Regions from separate parts of the Homo sapiens genome. Here region 1 is linked to region 2. Evidence: read pairs that join two places in POLR2A ChIA-PET (ENCODE). Cell type or tissue: Caco-2. All regions are shown on one strand.

The links. ChIA-PET counts read pairs that join two places held together with the same protein. Peaks named below come from ENCODE experiments on the same cell type or tissue, not always from the same donor. Only the 100,000 strongest peaks of a DNase experiment are listed, where the experiment ranks them.
Region 1: POLR2A ChIA-PET joins it to region 2 with 10 read pairs; 9 of 35 experiments call an interaction of 5 or more read pairs at or near these places.

What each region holds. Positions count from the first base shown.
Region 1 is chr10:102,916,932-102,919,431 of GRCh38, reverse strand. CNNM2 (cyclin and CBS domain divalent metal cation transport mediator 2) reads right to left here and starts at 1,138. Exons shown (of 8, transcript NM_017649.5): 1 at 1-1,138. The coding sequence starts at 951. It overlaps LOC107984265 (a long non-coding RNA gene), which reads left to right and starts at 1,097. Exons shown (of 3, transcript NR_160733.1): 1 at 1,097-1,264. RefSeq lists silencers at 463-552, 1,163-1,342 and enhancers at 812-1,498, 1,499-2,185. In Caco-2, a CTCF peak has its summit at 1,832 (motif pointing left); DNase peaks (open chromatin) are centred at 1,331 and 1,771; H3K4me3 peaks cover 2,389 bases.
Region 2 is chr10:103,202,019-103,204,518 of GRCh38, reverse strand. No RefSeq gene overlaps it. Among named protein-coding and RNA genes, the nearest start is that of NT5C2, 10 kb to the right of the region's middle. RefSeq lists an enhancer at 1-40 and a silencer at 1,971-2,177. In Caco-2, no CTCF peak of the experiment used is centred here; no DNase peak of the experiment used is centred here.

The sequences.
Region 1 (2,500 bases), 290 kb after region 2:
GCACAGCAGGTAGTTGCCCTGCCTGCGCACCGGCTCGATGCGCTTGGCGTAATTCTTCTCCTTCTCCGTGCCGCAGTTCTGCACGATGCGCAGCTCCATCGGGTCCAGGGCCATGAGCCCCAGGTTGAGGCCGCTGAACATGCCCGACAGGCACAGCAGCAGCGAAATGAAGATCACCTGCAGCCAGAAGGGCAGCAGGAACTTCTTCTCTTCGCCTACGATCATCTTGGTGTCCTCGCCGTCGTGGTAAATCCAGGTGGTCTCGGCCCACGGGGGCGGCGGGAGCCCGGCCACCCCCGAGCCACCCTTGCCCCCGACGGCGCCACCCGTGGACCCCGAGCCGCCGGCGCCCAGGGCGGGCGTGGAGAGCGACGTGCACAGGTAATAGGACTTGCTCTTCTCCATCTTGCGTAGCGGTTTGATCTCGATCTCGATGATGCCCGAGGTGCGGCGGTTGAGAATGATGTGGGGCAAGATGATGATGTCTGAGGTGCGGATGCCGCATCGCTGGGGGCCGCTGTCCGGCTCTGGCGGCGCGGGGCCCCCCAGCCCGCGCTCCCCCGGGCTGTGGCGCCGCCGCTCGTGCTCGGTGAAGGCGATGCGGGACCACGTCTCGTTATTGATGTTCTGCCCGTACACCCGCAGCTTGACCCGGGTCCGTTCGCTCACCCGCAGCGCCCCCCCTTCCATGAACGACACGTCGTTCGTGTCCTCCAGTCGCAGCCCGATGATCACCGTCTCCTCATTCTCGCCCACCGCTGCGCAGCCGCCCGCACCGCAGCAGCAGCTCAGCAGGAGCAGCGGCAGCAGCCGCCCCGCAGCCGCCTGCAGGATCCCCCGGCCGCGAGCGCTGAGGCTGCGGCGCGCCGCCATCTTCCAAGTGGGCAGTGCGGCGGCTGCCTGCCCGCCCGCCATCTTTACTTTGGGTTCACAAGCGCCACAGCCAATCATAGGGTGGCTGCTCCAGCTGCGGCTTCATCCTTTCAACCCGGCGGCGCGAGCGCAGGTACCGGCCCCTGGGCGAGACTGCAACGGAGCGTCCGCGGCCAGTGCTCAGCAGTTCGCCTCCCTGACTGACACTGACTCCACCTCAGCCAGCTGAGGAACCCCGAGGCTCGCGGGAGGGAAAGAGGGAGGGAGAGGAGCGCCGGCTGCTCCCGCGAGAGGCAGGCCGACCAGCCAATCACAAGCGGGTGCCCGCCCTCCCAGCCAGGGGGCTGGAATGGGGGCGTGACCGTGTGCCGCTCCGCGGACCAATGGCAAGGTAAGTGGGTGGGGCGACGAGAGCCACCGTCCCCGTCTGCACGCCAAGTTTCCAACTGAAAGGCGCGTGACTCTTGTGTATGTGCGAGGGGAGGGGGCGTGGCCATCTGGGACTCGAGAGCCAGTCAAAGATGAGAGCTGAAGAAAAAGGGGCGTGGCATCCGTCCTGCTGCCAATGGGAAGGAGCCGTCCCTGGGGCCCGCGCTCCCCAGGGGCCCCTGTAGTAGATCCCGGAGCCTGGACCGGCCAGGTTTGGACTAAAGCCCTGCGGCGCAAGGCGGCAGGTTCCCGGTGCACCGGTTACTGGCTCTCCAGTTCTCAATTCGTAGGCACAAAGCCGCGCGCCCTCCTGCCCCGGAAGCCCGAGAAGCCAACTAGAGGCGGCTTGGGATGCACACAGCCTAAAAAGCCGGGGCACCGGCCGCTGTCCCCAACTCCACCTGCGCGGCGCTCCGCCGGGGTAAGCGGCGTCGGTGGCCCCGGCACAGCTGCGGACCAGCAGTCCTCGCGCCTCGAGACTCCTAGGGTACGGGCTCTCTGCGGCTCGCGATCACGTGGCGCCACCTGCGGGCAGCATGAGCGCCCTGCAACGCTTTCCAGGTCGGCGGCGTACCCCAAAAGGTGTGCAGAAGTTACGGATGGAGCGGTCAGGGGGACAGTTCCCCAAATTTCCTAGTCATAGAACCCCTACATATTATTGCTAGGAGTATATACTTCCTAGACCTTTTCCCATATTTACAGAGTGGGAAGGGCCCCGAATCTGTATTCCCAGCAGGAATTCAGGCAAGTTAAGGAAATGGGAGGGGGCAAGCATCCTAAACAGACCCACAGAGGCTCATTCTTAATCACACTGACCAAACTCTGCTAGGGTCTTAGGTCACTCAAGAGCAAAAAGTTCTGGAAACCTAGCTCCCCAGTACTCCCAACGTCACCTGGAGGTGACGAGGTAGCAGAGTAGCTGCCAAATTGGTCTTTTCCTTGAAACTTAAAACATTCAGGCCGGGCGTTGGTGGCTCACGCTTGTAATCCCAGTACTTTGGGAGGCCGAGGCGGGCGGAGCATGAGGTCAGGAGATCGTAGACCACGGTGAAACCCCGTCTCTACTAAAAATACAAAAAATTAACCGGGCATGGTGGCGGGCGCCTGTAGTCCCAGCTACTCGGAGAGGCTGAGGCAGGAGAATGGCGTGAACCCGGGAGGCGGAGCTTGCAGTGAGCCGAGATCGCGCCACTGCACT
Region 2 (2,500 bases):
GCTGGGACTACAGCTACAAGCCATCACAGCCAGCTAACTGTTTTTTTTGGTTTTTTGTTTTTTTGGGTTTTTTTTGAGATGGAGTTTCACTCTGTCGCCAGGCTGGAGTGCAGTGGTGCGATCTCAGCTCACTTCAACCTCCACCTCCCGGGTTCAAGTGATTCTCTTGCTTCAGCCTCCCGAGTAGCTGGGACTACAGGCGTGTGCCACCATACCCAGCTAGTTTTTGTGTTTTTAGTAGAGATGGGGTTTCACAATGTTGGCCAGGATGGTCTTGATCTCCTGACCTCGTGATCAGCCCGCCTTAGCCTCCCAAAGTGCTAGGATTACAGGCATGAGCCACCATGCCCGGCTGCCAGCTAACTTTTTAAAAAAATTTTTTGTGGATATGTGGTCTACCTATGTTGCCCAGGCTGGTCTTGAACTTCTGGGCTCAAGCAATACTCCTGCCTCAGCCTTCCAAAGGGCTGGGTTTTCAGGTGTGAGCCACAGTGCCTGGCCTAGAACTTTTTTTCTAAGTAACATCTATTAATATCTCATAGAGCTGTCATACCAAAATGTGCTCTGAGACTCCCAAAGTAAATTTCCCAAATTGGGAAATTCAGCTCAATATCACTGTGAAGGACTAGGGTGGGATCCAAGAAGGGGACAGCATGAACCAGGACTACAGAGGATGGCTAAGGTGCAGGACTAGGTTCTTTATACCACTGAGACATACCATTCTCTCTCTTGCAAGGACAGACTCAGGACATAAAGAACACCACCAAGAATATAGGCTTCCTGATGTTTCTGAGAATCACTGCTGTCATGAGCCAGTCTCTAATGGTGAATTAACCCTCATGAGGGTTAAGAACCAGTTGAGCAGGCCTAGCGCGGTAGCTTACACCTGTAATCCCAGCACTTTGGGAGGCCAAGGCAGGCAGATCACTTGAGCTCAGGAGTTAGAGACCATGCTGGCCATCATAGCAAAACCCCATCTCTACAAAAAATACCAAAATTAGCCGGGTGTGGTGGTGTGTGCCTGTAGTCCCAGCTACTTGGGAGGCTGAGGAGGGAGGATGGCTTGAGCTCAGGAGGCGGAAGTTGCAGTGAGCCGAGATTGTGCCACTGCACTCCAGCCTGGGCAACAGAGCCAGACCTTGTCTCAAAAAAAAAAAAAAAAAAAATTTAAGAACCAGAAGATTAGTGGATATGTGACATCCAGTGTGTTGTTTTTCTATTTCTCTAGTACTACTCTTAACCCAAGGCTTAGGCATATTCAGTTTTGCTAGTTGTAGTGGATACTCTTGGCTGCCTACTTAGCATCCACTCTCCACTCCTTCTGCCCATGAAAAATTCCAGTTTTGCTCAGGTATCCTCTCCATCCCCAGCCCCAGGGACAATATCTAATTTGTTGGTGTATGATCCTTTCTTGGCAATGACTTTTAGTCTGAGGGGTCTGCATGTTTCCTAATTCATTCCAATTAGGTTGAAAGGAAGGACTGTTGTGGAGGAGAGGTGTCTGTGCTTTGTTGACATGAAGGAGGAAACTTGAAGCCATCCTATACATCGTAAGATGAAGCAAACTTTCAGGACTACAGGGCAGAGAGACAAAACTTGGTCCTGTTTTTTTTTTTTTTTTTGAGATAAGGGTGTCATTCTGCCACCCAGGCTGTAGTGTAGTGGGCATATTCTCCTCTCACTGCAGCCTCTACCTCCCAGGCTCAAGTGATCCTTCCATTTTAGCCTCCTGAGTAGCTGGGACTACAGGCACACATGACTACACCCACCTAATCTTAAACATTTTTTGTAGAGTCAGAGTTTTGTCATGTTGCCTAGGCTGGTCTCGAACTCCTGGGCTCAAGCCATCTGCCCACCACAGCCTTTCAAAGTGTTTGGATTACAGGCATGAGCCAGCGCTCCTGGCTGAAACTTGGTCCTTAATGGCAATATTGATTACTGAATATTTACCACAGAGCGTACCATACCTCTGAACTTCCTTATTATGTAAGCCATTTTAACTGGGTTTCTTGTTACTTGTGATCAACAGTTTCCTAATGTCTGTGGTCACCGGTTTGCCTTGCACTCTCTGGTTCATGCAATTTTTTTTTTTTTTTTAGATGGAGTTTCGTTTTGCTCTTGTTGCCCAGGCTGGAGTGCAATGGCACAGTCTTGGCTCACTGCAACCTCCGCCTCCCAGGTTCAAGCGATTCTCCTGTCTCAGCCTCCTGAGTAGCTGAAATTACAGGCACCCACCACCAAGCCCAGCTAATTTTTATATTTTTGTAGAGACAGGGTTTCGCCATGTTGGCCAGGCTGGTCTCGAACTCCTGACCTCAGGTGATCCGCCCACGTCGGCCTCCCAAAGTGCTGGGATTACAGGCTTGAGCCACCATGCCCAGTGGTTCATGCAATTTATATGTAAAATGTAAAAAAGTAAAAGCAGAGAGAAGACAATGGCTTGTGGTCTGAGAGAATCAATGGTATGTGGGCTAAAATGTGTTTAGGTAAAAGCTGTTGT